Regions from separate parts of the Homo sapiens genome. Here all the other regions are linked to region 1. Evidence: chromatin contacts called from ENCODE Hi-C or POLR2A ChIA-PET data. All regions are on one chromosome and are shown on one strand. The core of a region is the stretch at or near the end of the contact, and the rest is flanking DNA. Distances in the headings are between cores, read along the strand shown.

The links. Hi-C counts contacts between places; a loop is a spot of excess contacts on that map. ChIA-PET counts read pairs that join two places held with the same protein, here RNA polymerase II (POLR2A). Pooled maps may share reads with other maps.
Region 2: a map with no recorded cell type shows a loop between it and region 1 (7-fold over the local background). The contact joins the enhancer-like site here to the promoter of MACO1 in region 1. A Hi-C loop is called at or near these places in 6 of 37 single-sample maps with no recorded cell type and 7 of 50 pooled maps.
Region 3: a pooled map shows a loop between it and region 1 (3-fold over the local background). The contact joins the enhancer-like site here to the promoter of MACO1 in region 1. A Hi-C loop is called at or near these places in 1 of 37 single-sample maps with no recorded cell type and 5 of 50 pooled maps. POLR2A ChIA-PET finds 5 or more read pairs at or near these places in 2 of 52 experiments (activated T-cell and endothelial cell of umbilical vein).
Region 4: a map of B cell shows a loop between it and region 1 (24-fold over the local background). The contact joins the promoter of SYF2 here to the promoter of MACO1 in region 1. A Hi-C loop is called at or near these places in 13 of 168 maps with a recorded cell type or tissue (B cell, CD4-positive, alpha-beta memory T cell, CD8-positive, alpha-beta T cell and 9 more), 20 of 37 single-sample maps with no recorded cell type and 27 of 50 pooled maps. POLR2A ChIA-PET finds 5 or more read pairs at or near these places in 34 of 52 experiments (A549, AG04449, AG04450 and 27 more).
Region 5: a map of CD8-positive, alpha-beta T cell shows a loop between it and region 1 (2.7-fold over the local background). The contact joins the enhancer-like site here to the promoter of MACO1 in region 1. A Hi-C loop is called at or near these places in 3 of 168 maps with a recorded cell type or tissue (CD8-positive, alpha-beta T cell, mammary epithelial cell and naive thymus-derived CD4-positive, alpha-beta T cell) and 12 of 50 pooled maps. POLR2A ChIA-PET finds 5 or more read pairs at or near these places in 10 of 52 experiments (BJ, CD4-positive, alpha-beta T cell, CD4-positive, alpha-beta memory T cell and 7 more).

Annotation. Positions count from the first base shown.
Region 1 is chr1:25,429,442-25,432,241 of GRCh38, reverse strand. It overlaps MACO1 (macoilin 1), which reads right to left and starts at 1,345. Exons shown (of 11, transcript NM_018202.6): 1 at 1,064-1,345. The coding sequence starts at 1,143. It also overlaps a transcript of RHCE not described here. RefSeq lists silencers at 830-1,489, 1,880-2,319.
Region 2 is chr1:25,675,212-25,678,011 of GRCh38, reverse strand. The region is part of intron 1 of MAN1C1 (mannosidase alpha class 1C member 1); the gene reads right to left. Among named protein-coding and RNA genes, the nearest start is that of MAN1C1, 60 kb to the right of the region's middle. RefSeq lists an enhancer at 1,569-1,618 and a silencer at 1,699-1,768. Within about 2 kb of position 1,336, at least 4 of the 41 ENCODE cell types and tissues checked have a DNase peak (open chromatin) inside an H3K27ac peak, as active enhancers do.
Region 3 is chr1:25,640,939-25,643,738 of GRCh38, reverse strand. All of the region lies in intron 1 of MAN1C1 (mannosidase alpha class 1C member 1), which reads right to left. Among named protein-coding and RNA genes, the nearest start is that of MAN1C1, 26 kb to the right of the region's middle. RefSeq lists an enhancer at 730-779. Within about 2 kb of position 1,343, at least 10 of the 41 ENCODE cell types and tissues checked have a DNase peak (open chromatin) inside an H3K27ac peak, as active enhancers do.
Region 4 is chr1:25,231,174-25,233,973 of GRCh38, reverse strand. SYF2 (SYF2 pre-mRNA splicing factor) reads left to right here and starts at 1,472. Exons shown (of 7, transcript NM_015484.5): 1 at 1,472-1,530; 2 at 1,763-1,870. The coding sequence starts at 1,507. It overlaps LOC124903881 (a long non-coding RNA gene), which reads right to left and starts at 1,385. Exons shown (of 2, transcript XR_007065555.1): 1 at 1,295-1,385. RefSeq lists enhancers at 1,015-1,264, 449-1,362, 1,505-1,654.
Region 5 is chr1:25,561,086-25,563,885 of GRCh38, reverse strand. LDLRAP1 (low density lipoprotein receptor adaptor protein 1) reads right to left here. Exons shown (of 9, transcript NM_015627.3): 5 at 1,170-1,242; 6 at 733-816; 7 at 95-225. Among named protein-coding and RNA genes, the nearest start is that of LDLRAP1, 19 kb to the right of the region's middle. RefSeq lists an enhancer at 15-642. Within about 2 kb of position 1,250, at least 16 of the 41 ENCODE cell types and tissues checked have a DNase peak (open chromatin) inside an H3K27ac peak, as active enhancers do; they include CD4-positive, alpha-beta T cell and CD8-positive, alpha-beta T cell, where a contact is called at or near this core.

The DNA.
Region 1 (2,800 bases), core at 96-2,595:
TCAGCTACCTCACATATTTCTTGAAATCCCACAGCTAGAGAAGCTAATTGTAAAACACCATGAGGACTCAATTAAGCCTACATCCACATGCTGAGAATTCTTCTTTGTAAACTAATTACTTCTCCACCGAAATCTGTATCAAGGCAAATACCATTTACAAGTAACATTCTGAGAAGAACCAGAAAATAACAGTCGTACACAAATCGACTTGGGGAAGCTATGATAGTAAGTTGCCCCATGAACCTGTTGTCTTTCTCTACCGGTGGACTGAATTCAATTTCTATTTAAAGGGACACTGCTTTTCTTGCGGATGAAAAAAAAAAAAAAGAGTTTGGAGAAAATCCCTTTTTAAAAACGTTCAAAGCAAGCTATCTGCTTGGAATTGTCAAAACAATATTTGCTGAAAAACTGGTCATCAGACCCTTCCGAATCTGGAGCAGGGCCACAGGGCATGATTTGGGGGTATCAGCTTCAGCCCTGGGTGCCAAGTTTGAGATCCCATATGGGAAGCAGAAGGTGAAAGAAGTGACAGCATGGCCCCAGGCCAGTATGCTGGCAGCTTGGGGGAACGAGGGGCCACAGTGGGCTCTCAACTTTGTCAGCCTCCCCCACCCCCCCGCGCTGTGGTCCACGCGCCTCCTGGCTCCGGCCGGCAAGCCCCCAGGCCACCGGGGGGCTCGGGGGCCAGCGGCGGCCAGTCAGAGGTCCCGGAAGCGGCCCTCCCGGCCCAGCGGCATGGCCGGGATGCTGAGGAACGCCGGGCTGGTTGGGGGCTCTCCGCCCCTCCCCCCGGCGGGCCCGGCGCTTCCAACGGCGGCGCGGCGGCTCCCTCAGCCAGCGCCCGCCGCGCCCTGCCCGCCCGGCCGGGCCGACCCTCGCCACGCCCCGCGCACCCGGGGCGGACCCCGGCGGGCGGGCCAGCGGCTCCGGGGCCAGCGCTCCTTAGGAGAGCCCCCGGCGCGGGCGTGCGGCCTACTCGGGGTTACATAACGGGGCCAGGCCCCTCGGAGCTGGAGGGGGACCGCAGGGCCCGCGCCCGCGGAGTGGGGGTGCAGCCGCTCACCTGCCGTAAATGCCCTCGGTGATCCGGTTCCGCTTTAGGGGGCGGCGGAGCTTACTGCAGTCGGCGTTCCGCCGCTTCATCCTCCCGCTGGGGGGCCGGGTGCCCGCGCCGCCGCCGCCGTCTCTCACCTCAGCTGCCGCCGCCGCTGGCCCGCCCCGCGTCGGGCCTGGACTCTACCCCTGAGGCCGGTCACACAGACATGGAGCCAGCACCCGGGGGGAGGGGGTAGCACGGGGAGGGGGGGCTCGGAGCCTCCTCCGCCTTCGGAAACAAAGAAATGACAATTCCGGGGCCCGCCCGCCCAGCACCAGCCAGCCGCCTGCCCCGCCTCCTCGGCTCCGACGGACGGCCCGGGAGGCCAATAGAAGCCACCGGTAAACCGCTGTCGGCCAATCCCAGGGCCCGCTGAGGCAAAACTGACTCTAGAACCCGCCCCTTTGAAGGACGGAAGAATGCGCCAATCATTATAGTGTCTGGGTCCCCGGCTGAGCCTATCAGAAAAGATTTAAATAGAGGCTTATAAATAGGCCCTATAAATATAACATCCTATATTACGCCTTGTTGCGAAGGTATGCTTTATTATTATTGGGTTGCGTTTCATTGTATTGTAATCCCTACTAGAGCATACCGTACGGCATGGCATTGTAGGCTCTCGTCTAGCAATGTATGAAATCGGAAGGCCCGGGTTTGCGGCATGTGCGGTGTCTGCGCTGACGTGCGCTTCAGCCAGTCGCGTCATTATGTAAGGGAGCATCCCAGGAACAGCGCCGGGGACCCTTCTGCGGATGCTGGAGAGCTCGGCCAGGCCGACCGCGTCAGCGCGCACCGGGGGTACGAATGACAAAGCAAACCCCACACGCACACAGACACACACCCTGCCAGCTTCCCGCGACGTGGTGACAGCGCGCCGGCCAATCGGAGGTGGCGGCCCCGCCCCGGGTTACGCCACGGGGCGGAGCCGTGGGGGCGCGCGACGTAGCGCAGAGATGCCCGGGGCGTGTGCGGCGGTGCGGCCCGGGCTCCACGTCCACAGGCTGGGCAGCGCTGTGGGCCCCGCGGGCGCCGAGTCCGCAGGACCCGCGAGGGCACTACCGCGAAGCATCGGCCTCCGGGCCGGGCCGGGCCGGACCGGGAGCCTGCTCGGCGGGTCCGGGCTCCTGCAAGGCGGGGACGCGGGGCCGGCGACCCTTCACGCTTCGTACTCATTGAGCGCCGATTTTATGCCAGGCACCGTGCTGGGTAATTTGCGTGTATTTGCTCATTTACTCCTTATAACTCCCCTGCCACGTACGTATGGCAAAGTAACACTTAGAAAAGTCCGCATGGTGTTTTTTTTTAAGAGAAATAAAAAGAATGTTTATCATTAGAGAAAACTGGGGAAAATGTAGGAAAGTGGCCGAAAAGGAAAAAACACCAATGAGTCTCATCACATTAACACAAATACAGTTGACATTTTATTGTATTTGCTTGTTTTCCAATTTTCCCCTATGGATGATAATGTTACTATTGCTATTAAATAGAATAGTGGTCATACTAGAATAGTAGTCATACTAGAATAGTAGTCATACTGTTTTTAACATAAGCATTTTTACATGTTTTAATGCAGCTTTTATAAATATTTCTGAAAATATTGCAGAATGTCCTATCCAGTAGCTTTATCAGTGTAATCCCTCAACGACAATGGGGCAGTTAGTCTTCCAGTGCATTTTTAAAACTTCCCAGGAAGGGCTGGGCGCG
Region 2 (2,800 bases), core at 87-2,586, 250 kb before region 1:
AAGGTTTTGTGATGTGAAAAATACAGGTTGTTAAAATGAAAAACAAAAAGAAGACATCGTATGGTGCTACCCTTAAGTCAAAAGCAAGTGCCTGGGTGGTCAGCCATGGGGTAGGTCGGACCAAGTTAGGTTTTGATTAAAAAAAAAAAAAAAAAAAAAAAAAAAGGAGGTCTTTACAGCAGGGAGTCAGAGAGAAGGTCACCCAGCAAGAGAAACAACATCAAACAGAAGCACAGATCCAGAACTCCAGAGTCAAAGAGAATTTTAAGACCAGAAACATCATCTATTCTCAAAGCCACATTTTATAAGAATATAGACTCAGAAAGGGAAGGGACTTGCCTCGGCCAGGACACAGACACTAATAGCACAGAGATAACCATGTCTCTAAGAAACATGGGCCAGGGCAGTGCAGTAGCTGACTGGGGAAAGGGCCAGAGCTACAGCAAGAGATACTCAGGACAGGTGCAAGAACATGACAGTCGGAACCAATCAACATGAGAACTATGCACCAAAAGAAACTGTACCCCTGTCCCCACTAGGTTCTAGAAACGCGCAACAGGCAGTCATTGTGTGTGTGTACGTGTGTGTGTGTGTGTGTGTCCCTGCTAGAGATAGAGGGTGGCTCTAGATGGTCTCTGGAAGCCCCTCCCTTCCTGTAGCCTGTGATTTATAGATTCAAAGAGCACCTAACAATAGACCACAAAGCCTTCCCTTCACTCAAGTCTTGCAAAGGTGGAAAACAAAGCTCCAATGATAGAGAGATACAGGCAGAGCCATCGGAGCTGAATCCCAAGAAATCTCTTCAGTTCTTCCTCAAACAAAAGATGTTCTTGTCTACCTGAACAAATCAAAATGACACGGAATTTTTTAGTGCAAAATATTTACTAGTGTGAGGCAGAACATTATTATTTGGTTTAAGATTTTCTTTCTACCTGTCTCAGAGCTCAAGAGTTCTCTCCTGCAGAAAAGAGACTAGAATCGATCACCCAGGCACAGATGCCCACTCAGCTGAGGACCCCAGAACAATGAGATCAAGAGAGAAAGGATGCATTAGAGGAGGGGAGGACACGTGGGTGCCAGCAGACCACTCCCAGAGTGGAAAACTCCAAAGTTTGTGTTGGACAGTTCTCTGGGGGTACAACTTGGAAGGAAGGGGGTGAGCATTGAATATTGAGACATTCTCCCCCACTTTAAAAAATCACACACATACACACAAGGCTGGCTCTGGCAGTGACCCAGAACCACAGTTGCTACATTCAAAGCTGCCAAGGAAGGAAATGGATTTTCCCAGTCATTAAAGACAAGTGCTCACACCATGACGTGCAGCCTTACTGGCGTCTCCCAGCAGTGACACCTGGCCCCATTTGCAGGGGCCAAGTGGGAAGGGATTTGGTCTCTAACGATCCTGGGATCTAATGACTATGTAGACAGAGAGCTTAGAACATTGGGTTGATTTTTTTCTCCTCTTCCACTTTCAGCACAGTCCAAGGGAAGAGCTGACAGCTTGGCACCTAAAAACTATCCACGTTGGATTTTCTGATCCAGTTCCATTTATTGGGGCAACACAACATGACCTGGTTGGTGACCCCAGTGAGGCTCCTGCAAATACACAGCCCAGGTCTATCGCTCAGAAGCTGGGCACGGGTGGGGTTTGGTTGCCCGGGGAGGTGAAGCGGGGGAGTAGAAGGGGAGATGCTGCCTCCAACCCTCTCAGTTTCGGGTTTACTCAAGCTATTGAAAGGCCAATGTGGGAAATGAGCATATGATACAACTCCCACCCACCTGAGGTCCAGACAGCTCACCCACATCCTGCCCATGGGGTTTCAGGTTTGAGCAGTCTCAGGAATCGCATCCTGTCTGCAGCTGTTTCTAAGGCATCAGGGTCGAGAGTGTGGGCCATACAGGCAGAGAAACTCTCGCTGCTCAAAGTGCTCCAGGGACCAGGAGTAGGGCCACCCAGGGGGCACGTCAGAAACAGAGTACCTCAGTTCCACTCTCCCACCTGCTGAATCTGTAGCAGCAGTTTAACAAGAGCCCCAGGTGATTCAAACGCACATTGAAGCTTGAGAGGCTGCTCTAGGGCTCTGCCACCTTACTGGCTGTGTGGCCTTGAGTGAGTGACTTAACCCCTGTAAGTCTCAGTTTCCTCATCTGTAAAAGGACAGAAATACTTAATCCTTAGAATAACCCTAAGAGTAAATAACAGATGTAAAGTGTTGAGCACAATGGCTCGTATATAATATGTGCTCAATAAAAAGCAGCCATGGCATGGATGTGGTGAAAAGTGAACACTTTTACACTGCTGGTGGGAATATAAGTTAGTACAACCACTATGGAAAACAGTATGGAGATTCCTTAAAGAACTAAAAGTAGAACTATCATTTGATCCAGCAATCCCACACTGGGTAACCACCTCCCCCCCCCCCCGCAAAATAAGTCATTATATGAAAAAGACACTTGCATACACATTTATAGCAGCACAATTTGCAATTGCAAAGATACGAAACCAACCCAAGTGCCCATCGACCAATGAGTGGATAAAGAAAATGTGGCATATATACACCATGGAATACTACTCAGCCATAGAAAGGAATGAAATAATGTCCTTTGCAGCAACTTAGAAGGAGCTGAAGGCTCTTATTCTAAGTGAAGTAACTCAGGATTGGAAAACTAAATATTGTATATTCTCACTTATAAGTGGAAGCTAAGCTATGAGGACACAAAGGCATAAGAATGATATAATGGACTTTGGGGACTCAGAGTTGGGGGAAAGACTGCAGGGGTTGAGGGATAAAAGTCT
Region 3 (2,800 bases), core at 94-2,593, 210 kb before region 1:
GCTCAGGAGTTCGAGACCAGCCTGGCCAACATGGAGAAACCCCGTATCTACTAAAAATACAAAAAAATTAGCTGGGTGGGGTGGCGGGTGTCTGTAATCCCAGCTACTCGGGAAGCTGAGGCAAATAATAATAATAATAATAATAATAATAAATATATATATATAAAAGGCCAGGCGTGGTGGGTCAGGCCTGTAATCCCAACACTTGGGGAGGCCGAGACAGGTGGATTATCTGAGATCAGGAGTTCGTGACCAGCCTGGCCAACACAGTGAAATCCCATCTCTACTAAAAATACAAAAAAAAAAAAAAAAAAAAATTAGCCAGGCGTGGTGGCGGGTGCCTGTAGTCCCAGCTACTCAGGAGGCTGAGGCTGGAGAATCGCTTAAAACCAGGAGGCAGAGGTTGCAGTGAGCAGAGATCGTGCTATTGAACTCCAGCCTGGGTGACAAGAATGAAACTCTGTTTCAAAGGTAAGTAAATAAATTAATTAATTAATTAATTAATTAAAAGGGAGGTAGGACTAAGGACTGCAGCCAGACAAAATAAGAGGATAGAGGGAGAGGATGGAGAACTAGAAGGTCCCTCCCCAACCCCGTCCCTCTGCAATCTAAGAAATGGCGTCCACCTGGGAGAATGGGCAGAAATGGACCCATGCAGAAATGTCTCAGCGTCTAATTAAACATCTTAGACTCTGCTGCGCATGAGAAGGGAACCTACGTCCCCCACAGAACCCTGACAAATGAGTCATTTCCAATCAATCTATCACCATAGCATCTGGGTACCTCAGGAAGATGAAAATAAGACCAATACATAAATGAAAACCAATATACAAACAATCATCTCCCCACACAGGCCTCCAGGAAACCACAGCTACAACCATCTGCCAAGCTCCATCCTCGTCACTGCTTCCTGCAGCCAGCGGCCTCGGAGCAAGCTTGGTTTCATATACGATTTAACAGAGGGAAATATATTCTCTGAAGTCTGACTCTCTATGAATGCTCTTAGGCTAAATGTCCACCCCTTGAAGCTGGAATGAAATAAGTCTGGGACAAATAGGATGTGTTTTCTATGCTGTATTAGCCAAAGAATTTGCTAGAAATAGTTGGGGCAGATTGAAGAACGATTGCAAGTTGGCAAAGGTTGAGAATTCACAGGTTTCTTGCATAGAAACAGAGCTCTCCAAGGGACCATCATTAAGCCCTGGGGAGGATTCTCACACTAATCTACAGCATATTCTCACTTTCTGCTGCTCTGCCAGAGGTGGCCTGGATAGATTTGATCTGATCAACCCAGGTCAGCAATTCTCAGGTGAAGTCACGTCTAGCACCTGGCATGGCTGAGATGAAACAGCAGAGCACGGCTGCAGAGTCGGAACCACCTGGGACTGGGTTAGGCTCTTTCACTTCTTCAGTATCTCCTATTTCCTGAGCATCAATCAGTTACTGGATTTTACAGATGACCACCGGCTTTGTTGCCCTCAGGATCTCTGTAAGGCCCTCAGGATCTCTGTAAGGGCAAGGCTGCTTAGCTAATGAGAATAGCAGAGGCAGCCACAGGAGGGAGGGCGATGGCCTGTGGGGAAATCGACTTCGGGACAAGCAAATATTTTCATTTCAGCTGTTTATGTCCTGGCTACTTCCTCAAAAAAGATTTAGGTGGGACAGGCAAATATTGATGCAGCCAAGTAATATTTCCCTACATCCATGCATCTGTATGTGGTTAGAAGTGATTCCAGTACATGCCAAGATTACACAATAAAATTCCTTAAAGCCAGAGACTCGTCTTTGTCTTTCCTTCAGCTCTTGCAACTGAGACTCAATAGATGGTAGGTGTTTTCAATATTTCTCTTAAAGTTTTAATAAATTCATGGCTTATCCGTATCATGTAAACAGTGTCTGCTCTTAACTCTGGAAAACTCAGTTTTGACTCTTGTCTCCAGCTTTTTTCTCACTCAATTTCGGTGCAGGTCTTAATAAATACAGAAAATTTCCAACCTCTTCCATAAGTGGGTCAAAGGGAACTACAGCCAGAAAAGAGATAAGTCGAGGCTAAGACAAAATTGCCATAGGTTCATTCTAAAGATTTTTCAATCCCTGTGCTCAGGCTACACCCAAGACCAATTAAATTTGCATCTGTGATTTAATTGGAGGAACTCAGGCATCAGTATTTACTAAAATGCCCCAGATAATTCCGGACTGCAATAAAGGGTAGATACCCTGGTCTAAAGATTCACAAGACCGGTTCTTTTACATGCCTATCCAGGCTATGACAGTTTCTACGCTCTTCCATTCCAAAGTGAAAACTCTTCCTCTAAGTTATCACCCACTAGCCTTCAAATGATGTCACAGAAAGAACATCACCCTTGGAGTGGGGAGGGGAGGTTTAAGTCTAGGCATCACAATTTAAACTGGTGGGACCTGGGGTTGGTCACATCCCTTTTCAGGGTCTTCAGCCTCTCAGCCATAAAACAGGATGACAGCCCATGCTCTGTATGCCGCAAGGCTGTTGGCTGGATCAGCTAAACTCTTAAGAGGATGTGTGGGCTCTAAGAATACCCCGCGCACTGGGAATTTTTGACCTGATCTGTCCAGGAAGCATTGTTCCAGCCTAGCCCCGACTACCCTTCAAAGCAGACTCCCTGAGGATTCTTACATTTAAAAGACTACAGGCTATACAGAATCCAAAACCCCCTTCTCTAACAGGCAAGTCGACTTCGAGTTCCAGAGCTCACAAACCTGAATCCCGCTCCTATTAGCGCCAAGTTGAACAGCACTTCACTCAGAGCACAGAGAACCTTAT
Region 4 (2,800 bases), core at 223-2,722, 200 kb after region 1:
AGATCATGAGGTCAGGAGTTCGAGACCAGCCTGGCCAACATGGTGAAACCCTATCTCTACTAAAAATACAAAAATTAGCTGGGCATGGTGGCAGGCACCCGTAATCCCAGCTACTCGGGAAGCTGAGGCAGGAGAATCGTCTGAACCCGGGAGCCGGACGTTGCAGTAAGCCGAGATCGGTGCCACTGCACTCCAGCCTGGGTGATAGTGCAAGACTCTGTCTCAAAACAAAAAAACAAAAAAAAATTACTTTTATTTTTTAATTTAGAGACTGATTCTTACTTTGTTGTCCAGGCTGGTCTTGAACTCCTGGGCTCAAGCAATCCTCCCGCCTCCGCCCCGCAATGTGCTGGGATTGCAGCCATGAACCACCACACCAGGCCAAGGGCAAGACCTGCTTCTTGGAGAAAGTGACAACACCTTAAGCTCTAAATGGAAAGAACTTTCCACTCATGGGAATGAATGGCACTGCAGGTTTTTCCTGCTTACTGCAGACAAAACCAATTCACTGAAAAGTGCTACTGCAGTATACAGTTGTATTAACCTGAGGCTGGCCTCAGGGAAGAAGGGTTACCACTCAAGTAAGTTTTCCTGAAGGGTCAGCTCAGAGGTTAGGGTATTTCATAGTTTGGTGTGGGCAGGGCACTAGGGAATGGATGCTGCTGATTGGTTGGAGATGCAATCACAGGGGTGTGGACTACACTCCTCAACAGCTGAGTCCGCCTCTTGGGGGAGGAGTGGGACAGAAGAAGCGGTTGGGTCATGGGTCACGAGTCTGGGTGGGGTCAGTTAGTTGCCAGAATGCGAAAGTCTGAAAAATGCCTCAAAAGACCAATCTTAGGTGCTACGATAACGTTATCTACAGGAATAATTGGGGAAGTTACACATCCGATGTCCTCCGAAACAATGGCTGGTTATCGTTTACTACATTTTAGCAGAATTCTCCCCTCATAATCCTAACCTCCCGGTCTTTCATTAGTTTTATAAAGGCAGTTTCAGCCCCCAAACAAGGAGGGGCCCTGTTTAAGGAAGGGACTATGATCATCCTTGCTTAAAAGTTAAACTATAAATTCTCCCATGGTTAGCTTGGTTTATGCCCAGGAATGAGCGAAGACAGCCGGCCTGCGAGGCTAGAAGCAAGATGGAGTGAGCCATGTTAGATTTCTCTCACTGTCTTTGCAAAGGCGGTTTCCAGGAACAGCGTGCAGAATAGGGGGCTATCAGGCTCCTTTTGGTCATTTCTTCCTAGCCGTCCGATTCTGAGCTCTTCCCAACCCTTTTCTTGGCGACTTACCTCCCGCTGTCCTGGCCCACGCTACTTTTCGCGGCTGCGCAAGACCCTACGCAATCCAAAATATTTCATAGCTAAAAGGGTCCCAACTTCCGGAGACCTCCCGGAAGGGGCGGGGCTTATGGTAGCCCATTCGTACGTATCGGCCCGTTTGTCTGAAGGTTGACGGAAGTGCTCTATCTTGTTGCCGGAAGTGGGAAGAGAGAAAGGTTGTGATGGCGGCTATAGCTGCATCCGAGGTGAGTTCCACCCACCGTACACCGGGGGTTTTGTTGGTGAGGGTTCCGGGGAGCGGCCTGGAGAGAGGTGGAGGCGAAGTCTAGTTTCGCTTCAGGGAGGCTCAGACACTGTGGGGTCAAGTCGGCGGTGGAGGCCCTAGGCCCAGCCTGTGGGGACCGGCGGGGACTCGGCCTGGGCAGTCCTGGGAGAAGCTGAGCCGGCTCTGCCTGAAGCCAGTTCTCCTTGTCGCAGGTGCTGGTGGACAGCGCGGAGGAGGGGTCCCTCGCTGCGGCGGCGGAGCTGGCCGCTCAGAAGCGCGAACAGAGACTGCGCAAATTCCGGGAGCTGCACCTGATGCGGGTGAGTAGTCTTGGAGGCCGGCTTAGATCCGTCATCTGGCCAAGCCTGTGCGCTTTTGTAGAGGGGACGAGGAAGCCACACCACTGCGTCTGACAGACCAACAGAGCAGGATCATCTGAGAGGAAAGCTCTGTTCGGTGGTACTCAACCCTGGCAGCACATTGGGATCATTCTGAGAACATTTGAAAATATAACTGTTCACTCCAGCCCCTCTCCCACCCACATCCAATTTAATGTATCTGGGTTAGGTTTGGGAGTCTCCATTACTAACAACCTCCCTGCTCCGTGATTCCAACAAATTCTTCATTTTACCTAGGGAAATATGTAGAGCTAGAGACAGGAAGAAACTTGTCTAGTGTCAGTAAGAGACCTGGTTCACTTTAAAAAATAATAATCTTCTGTCAGAATCTGTTTGAGTGAAAAGAAAATAATCATCTGTTTTTGGGACTTCTGGGGGAAAAGAATAAAAAGAAAATAAAAAAAATGGCAAACTTTTGAAAGTCTACAGTGTGGTAGTTCAGCCAGTTGATAGGGAATCTGATGTTTAAGTGCCCTGGAGGTGCAGAGGAGGAGAGAGGAATGCAGTTTGTGGGTCTCCAGGGGGTGCCTCATGTAGTAGGTGACACCTAAACTACTGTTTGAAAGCCAGACAACTAAAGGAGTTAGAGAAAGAGATATCCAAGCAAAGGGAACAAATTCAAAGAAAGAGAATTTGTATTAGGGATAAGAGTCCAGCAAATAGCTTGCTGCAGTTGGAGCAGAGAAAGAGAAAAGCAGCCCCTGTTTCACCATGGAGTGACCTGACAGCTAGGCCATGGTTTCACAAAATCCCAAAATCACTCTGACTGTTGTAGTGAGACAAAACAAAGAAGACTTTTCAAATTACAAGAATGACCACATATTTCTTTCTTCTGACTAACACCAGTGACTG
Region 5 (2,800 bases), core at 1-2,500, 130 kb before region 1:
TCACGGGTCCCAGGGCCTGGTCCCTGGAGCAGCCCCAGGCTCACCCAGAGGTCAGGCTGAGGATCACCGATCTGCTGGCCACACAACCACTCACCCAGACAACACTGCTGCCACTCAAGGCTTGTGGCCGCGGCACCTCGTCCATGTTGGTGGTGTTGGCGCTGACCGTGGACAGCGGGGCCTTAGCTGTCTCCTCTAAGTCCAGCAGGTTCCCAGTGGCGACCACTGTGAGGGATCCGGTCAGGTTGTCAGTGGGAGATCAGCCTCTTCCTTCCTGGCCCCCTCCCTGGGCTGTCCTGGCCCTGACCCTCCCCTCTGATGTGGCCTTGCCCAGGCCTCCCAGCAGAGCCCGGCCCTGGCACCTCCCCACAGCAGATGCGCAGCTGCCCACAGAGTGAGAACCTGACTAATGGCTTAGACTGAAACTTTTGTATTCACAATAGTTAAGTTTTCTTAAGCAACCACACAATACTATGTTAAGTATATAGAAAGATAGACGCATATTTATATATTTGCATAGGGACATATCTAGAAGAAAATGTACTAAAATGAGTTATTTCTTCCCCTTATCTACATTTTCTAATTGATCTGTAATGAACGTGTATTATTTATTTAACAAAACACAAGTGAAAAACCAAGAGGCTCTCCCAGCCCAGGCAGGAGTGGGACCCCCCTGGGTGAAGCGCAACCCCAACACCGCATGGCCAATCCCCCTTCCCCGTCAGGACTCACAGCTCTTCAAGGAGGGGGTGCAGTCTTGGCGGGCCCCCAGGACGTCCCCTCCCTCTTGGCTGGCTTTGTCCCTCTTCTCTTTCTCTGCAGGACCAAGGCACAACATGTTGGAGCCTCAGACCCCAGCACTCTGTCCCCAGCAATCACCGGGCAGGGGTGATTAGCGGTGGCCAACCTCAAGGGGCAGTTTCAGGTTTCCAGCCGGGAGGAAAGAAACCTTTCGGATGTCAGTTAATCCTCACAAGCACCTTTGGGGAGGGAGACGGCTGTTCCCATTTTTCAGATGGGAAAACCGAGACTCTGAGCGGTGAAGGGACCTGCTCACAGTCACAAGCCAGGTGGGTGATGAGGCAGGAAGTCGGTCCAGGTCTGACCCCAGGGCCTTTATGTGTCTCCCCACCTCCCACCACACCCACAATGTAGATGCAAAGTCTCACCTTCCTTGGACACCTGCCAAAACTCAAAGGCGACTTTGAAGGCCTGGGCTACGGTGAGGGTAACAGCCTGTGCCTGAAAACAGGAAGTGGGGATGGGGAGGGGTGCAGTGTCAGCCAGGGCAGAGCAAGTCTGCACTGGAGGGCTGGGGCCTCCAGGCCAGGCCCCCTGGCTCCCTCCCTGCAGCTTCTGCAGCTCCATCCCAGGCTCTGGAATGCCTGCTGGGCAGAGCAGGGTCCTGGCCCTTCCCAGGTCTCCAAAGCAGCCTGGGGTGTCATAAGGCCATAGCCTCGCAGAGGCAGTAGAGTCCCCATCTTTACTATCTCTGGCCCCACCAAAGTTCTCACTCTCACTCTAGGGCCCCTGCCTGCAAAGGCTGTTCTTCTCCAGGTCTTTTCCTTCCCCTTTGGGCTTCCCTGAATTCAATGAACTGTGAGGCTTACTTCCTCCAAGAAACCCTCCCTAATTACCTGTGGACTTAGCCCTTGGAATTGGAGAACAGAAAAGCCAGAATTGGAAGGGCCCAGCCATTGCCCCAAATGAGCCACAGCCAGAGAGGTGAAAGTTAGGTTCCGGTTGGGACCATAACTGGATCCCACAAAGAGAGTAGAAGGCTTGTCAATTTCCTGATAGGAGCAAGATGTCAATGAAGGCCCGGGGACCAAAACCGGTCAGTGCTATAACCCACCTGTAAGGAAGGGCCACACCTCGGCCCTTCACCCCAGGGGAACTCTCCCTCACCCCTCCAAACCCAACTCAGATGTCACCACCTCTCCTGTCACCAGTCCCAGACTCCTCGAGCCCCACCCACCTCCCTCTGGCACTATGCATGTGAAAGTGTCACTGGCTCCCCTGCCTGTGTTTCCCCCAGCTTTGTGCACCCTAAAAGCAAGAATCAATCTGAACACCCCTGCCCTCGGGAGCAGGCCAAAGCCTCCCAGAGGTGGCAACAATGCTGGGTGAATTACATTCACCTGAGGTGCAGGCCTCATTCCACCCAGGACCTATCCCCAGCCCATATTCATCTCAACACCTTCCTCTCTCAGCCATTCCAGTCCAGGGTTAATCAGCTCAGCTTCTGGGAGTGGAAGTCCCAGAGTTCGTAGCTATAGCCGGAAACATCTAGCTTCCTTCTGAAGCCCTGGCTGAGAGAAGAAAGCACCAGCCTCTTTCAAGTCTACAAGTTCAGGCCTCACCAGCCTCAGCCCCGCTCCCTGCCCTCCCCCAGACAACTCAATTTAATTGAGAAATGGACCTGTGGCCACTGCCTTTAAAACTCCTTTTAAAAAAATATTTAAAATTCCTAAACAAACTGACTGATCCGTGCCAATTACACTTCACGAAAGTATAAAACCTCATTTGAATGTCTCCAACATTTACATTTTTGATGGAAGTACAGGCACTTTATGGCAAAACTTAAATATGGTAATTAAGTATGAAACTCTTCGCAGCTGTTTACAATTTAAGCTGTCATATCTGAATCAAGTTTAATAGACCCAGTTACCATTGAGAATTGCCCATGAACTAAAAATATGGGCTAATTACCAGCCCAAGTCAGATCACTATCCACCCAAGCAAGGGCTGGACACCCAATGTGGCAGGGATATGAAAACGCCATTATTTAAGCCTGCTG